Linked DNA regions of Homo sapiens: region 1 is linked to region 2. Evidence: chromatin loops called from intact Hi-C (ENCODE). Cell type or tissue: ovary. All regions are shown on one strand. Links, peaks and the distances in the headings refer to the core of each region. The heading gives the core; the rest is flanking DNA. Region 1 overlaps IGFBP5 (insulin like growth factor binding protein 5). Region 2 overlaps DIRC3 (disrupted in renal carcinoma 3).

Evidence for each region. A loop is a pair of places that touch in the nucleus more often than their neighbours do. Peaks named below come from ENCODE experiments on the same cell type or tissue, not always from the same donor. Only the 100,000 strongest peaks of a DNase experiment are listed, where the experiment ranks them.
Region 1: it touches region 2 in a loop (4-fold over the local background); 35 of 110 quality-filtered maps call a loop at or near these places.

The regions. Positions count from the first base shown.
Region 1 is chr2:216,670,240-216,673,151 of GRCh38, forward strand. IGFBP5 (insulin like growth factor binding protein 5) reads right to left here. Exons shown (of 4, transcript NM_000599.4): 4 at 1,866-2,912. Among named protein-coding and RNA genes, the nearest start is that of IGFBP-AS1, 23 kb to the right of the region's middle. In ovary, for the core only: no CTCF peak of the experiment used is centred there; a DNase peak (open chromatin) is centred at 1,732; H3K27ac peaks cover 2,179 bases.
Region 2 is chr2:217,755,449-217,758,360 of GRCh38, forward strand. The region is part of intron 2 of DIRC3 (disrupted in renal carcinoma 3); the gene reads right to left. Among named protein-coding and RNA genes, the nearest start is that of DIRC3, 34 kb to the right of the region's middle. RefSeq lists a silencer at 1,199-1,368. In ovary, for the core only: a CTCF peak has its summit at 1,259 (motif pointing left); a DNase peak (open chromatin) is centred at 1,263; H3K4me3 peaks cover 306 bases.

The DNA of each region.
Region 1 (2,912 bases), core at 293-2,792, 1.1 Mb before region 2:
CGATTAGAGTGGGAGAGTGGGGTTTTCAGATTTTAGATGTGGAATCTTGGGGGTCCCATGGCTCAGAGTGTGGCTTAAGTGGATGGAGGGGAAGGCAGATGGTGTGTGGCAGAGCTTGGACCAGCAGCATACCACTGGGGAGAGGGTGGGAGACACAGTTTCTGGGCTGCTGAACCGCGGGGACCCCAGGGGAATGGTGCTATCGCTAAGGGGCTGTATGGGTTGTCCCACTGAGCACGGGCAGTACAGGGTGGTGGGGAGACAGGAGTGGAGTAGTCCGTCCAGAGCCGGAATCATCGGTGGTCACGGGCTGTGAGCAGGGATTCACAGATGTGGGTTATATGGGTCGGAGGAGATGAAAGGGGAGGAAAGGACCACAGTGGTGGGGGATACAGTTGTGTGGGGGGCGGGCGTGAGAGCCTCTGGGGAGGAGCACTGGGGAGAAGGATCCCAGCTGGCACCTGCTCCAGGCAGTGTGCCTGCAATGGTAGGGTGAGCAGCTTCCCCCGGATAAGCCAGGAGACACTCTGGGGGCAGGAGGTGCCACGTGGGAGGCCTTCCCGTAGTTCCTTTTCCTGTCCCCCGACTTGAGGCACCTCTGGAAAGGAAAGCAGAGAAGGTGCCTTTTCCCTCTGTGCACCTCCTAATGCATCCTCCACCTCCTCCTCCTCTACCTCCACTGCTGGGCCCCGGTAGCCTGAGAGAGCCATGTGGGAGCCTCCCTGGCTACCCAGGTGACTGCAGGGCAGGCTGAGTGACAGGCATCCGAATCCTGTGCTCTTTGGCTGGATAGATTACTCTGTGAACTTGAGGGACCTGGTGCTCACAGGTGTCAGGGAAGCGGCTCAGCCACCCCAGAAGGAGGTGTGCCTGGTGACGAATCAGGCCATCGGCAAGGCAGGGACGCCCCAGTGACTCCTCTTGCCCCGTGACTAGGACAGGACGGGACACATGGCTTCCTGGTGGCCTCAGCCATTGAGCTGAGCAGAGTGAGGATGCCACCGCTTCTGTCTCCCTGCTCTGCTCCTGGGCCTGAGACTCTGGGGTGTGCGGTCAGTGGGGTGCCTAAGGGGCAGTGTGCTGTGCAGCTCTGTGAAACACAGGAGGGGCCGTAGGGGAAGAGCCTGGGGACGAAGGGGCCTAGGAGGGAGGAAAGCAACACAGTGAGGCGGCAGAAGGTCGGAGGGTGTAAGAACTGTGCTCTTCAGTGCCCAGGGGTTGACATCAGGGGTGCCATCTTGGGTTTTCCTCTTCACTGGGCACAGACAGCGGTGGAGGTTGGGTAGGAACCAGAGGGAGACTTTATCTTGGCCAGAGGTTCCCAGGAGTTATGAGCTTACAAGGCAGTGGGAGGAGGGAATAAGGAACATTCTAGAAATGGCTTCCTTAAAATCTTCTCCAAGGAGCAGAAACTTCTCATTTGTCTAAGGGTGGATGAAGGCCACTTTACTTCATAGCAAGGGCTGAGATGAAAAGATGGTAATAATCATTAATAGAACAGTAGGGGAACAGGTGCTGAATATTCCCAGTTCTCAGGGCTTTGGGGACATTAACTGGTTGAATCCTCACAGCAGCTCCATGAGGTTTTACCCACAAGGAAATGGAGGCCTGAGGAGGTTATGTAGGTTGCCTTGGGTTCCACGACTGTGGTGGCTTTCCAACAGATGGGGAAGGGGCCGCTGGAGCTCCAGTGGGAGTGCTTGTCTTGGGGGATGAGGGGTTCTCTCTGGACCATGTGGCCGCTCAGCCCTGATCCCACCGGGGGCCTTTCTCCATCCCCTCTCGGCTGTGGCCTGAGGAGAATCAGGGACTTGCCTCTCCCTCTGCCTGCCTTCCCTGAGCCCTCGGAGGAAGCCGACGCAGGCTAACTGAATGCATAACTTTATTAAATAAATGCTTTGTCATGACAAAAGACAAAGATCAAGGAGTAACATAAATTATAAGTTGAATAAATAGTATACAGCAATCTTCACTTTTTAAGAAAATGTGAGATCCTTTGTTGGTTTTTTATTTCCTTAAGTACAAAATGCTAAACGGGAGCCGAGCTCTTCCGCATTCAGGTGTTTTTTTTTTTTTTTTCGGCTTTTTTTTTTTTTTCTCACAAACTGGTTGCATTTGTTGATTTATTTTTCCATCCTTTTCACCAGTAAAGATTATCATCGTTTATTTTTGTTTTTAAAGTTGAAAACAAAAAAGAGGAGAGAACAGAGTTATGGTATGAATGTATGTAAAACTATAGAGAACTACAGTAATATGTACTGTGGTTATTGCTGTCTTCAAAAAAAAAAAGAAAAAGAAAAACAACAACAACAACAACGAAAACAACCGGTAGGCAACTCGGAATCTGAAGGAATCTTGTCTGACAACTGTGCTATCCATGTGGGCTACGGTGTGACAGTGGCGGTAGAGAGGAGACTCCGGCTGGCGACCGGGGACTGGTGGAGTGGGGTGAGCGGGCACAGGGAAGCTGGGGTCCCCTTCCCCTCGGACCCTCCCCACCTTCCCTTTCCCCATCCAAAAGGATTTCAGGAGAGGAGGCCAGAGTCTGTGAAATGACTAAACTATATACTCCATTAGAAAACCAAGAAAGTATGTTTGAAATAGAAACAAAAGCCTAAGAGAAAATAAAAAGTGGAGAAACAGTGCAATGTAATTCTTGCACTTTAGTGGTTTTAAAAACACAGACAGTACAAGGCCCAGGTTGCTGGCTGGTGAAACCCCTGTCCCTCGTCCCTCCTCCACTTTGCAAAACGGAGCCTCCTTTCTCTTGGAAGCCAGACATATCCTCTCTGACGCTATGGGGTTTCTTCTCCTTAGAGCTCTTCTCTGAGGTTCCCATTCTGGGCCGGAGCCCTCTCAGGAGTGAGTGGATGGGTCCGGGGTACTGTCCCACCTTGAGGGGGGCTTGGCGG
Region 2 (2,912 bases), core at 165-2,664:
AGAGGTGACTTCCAGGGGCTCCCAACAAGACACCTGCACCCCCTCCACCTTCTACCCCTACCCCATCACCCGCAGGCAGAGGAAGCAGCAAACCACATAGTGACATTTCAGGACTAACAAAAAGCCCTCCAGGAAGTAAATCAATCTCCCCCAAGCTTCCTGAACACCTACACTCTCCTTCATCTAAGGCAGATGTCCTGAAGAGGTCTCTGCTGAAAGGGATCAGTTGACTTATCACTGTCACCTTGCTGAGGCCAGGGCAACAGGGAAGATAAGTGTTGACTGGGAAGCAATACTTATCCAAGAAAGAAATGGGTATTTAATACCTACTAGGTACCACCAGGTGATTTCACAAACAACCTACCTGTTCATCACAACCACGCAAAATGAGTGCTTCATTCCCCGTTATTGATGAGGAAACAAAGGTCCTGAGAGAGGGGCCAAGGTCACAGAGCTGTATTATGACAAAGCTGGGAACACTCAGCCAATATTTAATAATAATACTATCACTTAGGGTACTATTATCATTCCCATTTTACAGAAGAGACTCTGAGGCACAGCAATTAAATTACCTGTAAGGGCCAAGAAGGGTGCCCCTGAGGCCTGGGCTGTTGATCCCCTCATTTTTCTGCCTCTGCATGAGAAGCAACTGGTTGGAAAGTCCCACCAGTTCTGAGAATTCATGTTCTGCCCGGATTCCTGCAAATGAGTAGGGAAGCACGACCAAGGATTCTGGTAGCTTTGCATAGGACTTAAAGACTCACATTATTTTGAAATACAGTTTTGTAAAAAATAAAAATACAAATATTTAGAAACCAATTAAAGAGTATTGCTTTGGGGAGCAAAAGACAAAAACCCCCCGTGCCTCACTGTCTCCTCCCACTCACCCCCCGCATCAATTCAATGGCCTGGAATCCCTGCCTCTTCTGTTCAATAAACAGAGATGGCTCTAAAGAGAGGACCCAATGTGCTGAGCAGTCTTGGATAAAGAACACCGACAGTCAGAGATGGAAAGATACCTTCGTCGGACAGATGAGAAAACTGAGGTCCGCATGACGGAGCGACTTGCCCAGGGTCAGGCACCTGCGTAGGCACCTGGACACATATGCGTGTGCACGCACGCAAGGCCGCGCACGCTGGGCTCTGGCCGGCACGGCCCTCACGTGCCCTCACGCACGTATGCCCCGCATGGGTTCCCCCAGCGAGCTATCCCTGCGCCCACCCCTTCCCCTGCCCGGGCCTCCGGAGCTGCTCACACGCAGGTGAAGACTGCCCCCTGGTGGGCGGGAGCCCTCGGGAGGCCCGCAGGCCCAGCGTCCTGCGCCCGTAATCCCTCAAAGGGGCTTCTCTGGAATCACCCCCAGGCCCTGGGGCCAGGATCGAGGCTGCTCTGGGAACTGGGCTTACACGGGTGTGGGTGGGGACCTCTGGGATCTTAGAACCAGGAAAATAATAAAGCAGAGGCTTGATGTTGCAAGTTTAGTTCCTGGAAGCTGATTGAAATGGAGATGAGCAACAGGAAAGTTTTTTGGGGGGGGTTTCTAGAGATCAACACCTCTTCCAAGGAAGGGACACAACCAGGGCTGGGCAGAGAACGTGGGCTGCAGCACAGTCACCTGAAGGCCGGGAGCATGGAAGTTAGGTTGGCCCTCTGGGACTAACAGGTTTAGCAAACAAAAATACAGGATGCCCAGTTAAATTTGAATTTCAGATACATGTGAAAGTTTTTTGTATAAATATGTTCCGTGCAAGGAGAGGAGAGTGTCTGTGCAAAAGGGTGGGAGTTGGGGGGTTGTGGTGATGGAGACTGCTTACATATAGAGAGATGGAACAAAACAGGTAAAACAGTCACCCACCACATTCGTGGTTTCTGTGGATTAAACCAACTGTGGATTGAAAATATTGGGGGAAAAATGGCTGGTTACAACTGTACCAAACATGTACAGGCTTTTTTTTCTTGTCATTATTTCCTAAACAATATAGTATGACAATTATTTATGTAGCATTTACATTGTGTTTTGTATTACAAGTAACCTAGAGGTTACAGGAGGATGTGTGTAGGTTACAGGAGGATGTGTGTAAGTTACATGCAAATACTATACCGTTTTACATAAGGTATTTGAGCATCCATGGATTTTGGCATCTGAGGGAGTTCTGGAACAAATCCCCCATGGATACTGAGGGACAACTGTACTAGGGATAATAGGAGCCACGTTTCTCATTACTGGAAATGAGAGTAGGAAATATGGAAAAAAGAAAAGAAGAATAAACCCAGTGGAATTAGAGATATTGGTGTGAGCTCAGTTTGCAATATGTAGAGGTATAAAAATACAGATATAAATGCATGAAGGACTATATGGACTGTATGTTTGTATGTAGAACTATTGTGGACTGCATATTTATATCCCTCTCCCAAATTCATATATTTAAACCCTAACCCCCAACGGCATAATATTAGGAAGTTGAGCATTTGGAAGGCAGTTAGATTTAGATGAGGTTATGAGGGTAGAGATCCCCATGATTGGACTGTGTCTTTTAATAAGACAGAGAGACTAGAGCTTGTTGTCTCTACTATGTGGGGATACAGTGAGAAGATGGTCATCTGCAAACCAGGAAGTGGGCCTTCACCAGACATGGACTCTGCACCCTGATCTTGGACTTCCCAGACTCCAGAATTGTAAGAAATGCATTTCTGTTGTTTAAGCCACCTAGTCTACGGTATCTTGTTATAGAAGCCCAGACTGACTAAGAAAATGACTCTAGATATAAAGTTGGAATGTGTGTGTGTATAGTTTGCTTGTATGTATGTATATCTATATCTACATATGTAGATATATGAGGATATATGTAGAGATACATATATTCTCTTTTTTTTATTATTATTATACTTTAAGTTTTAGGGTACATGTGCA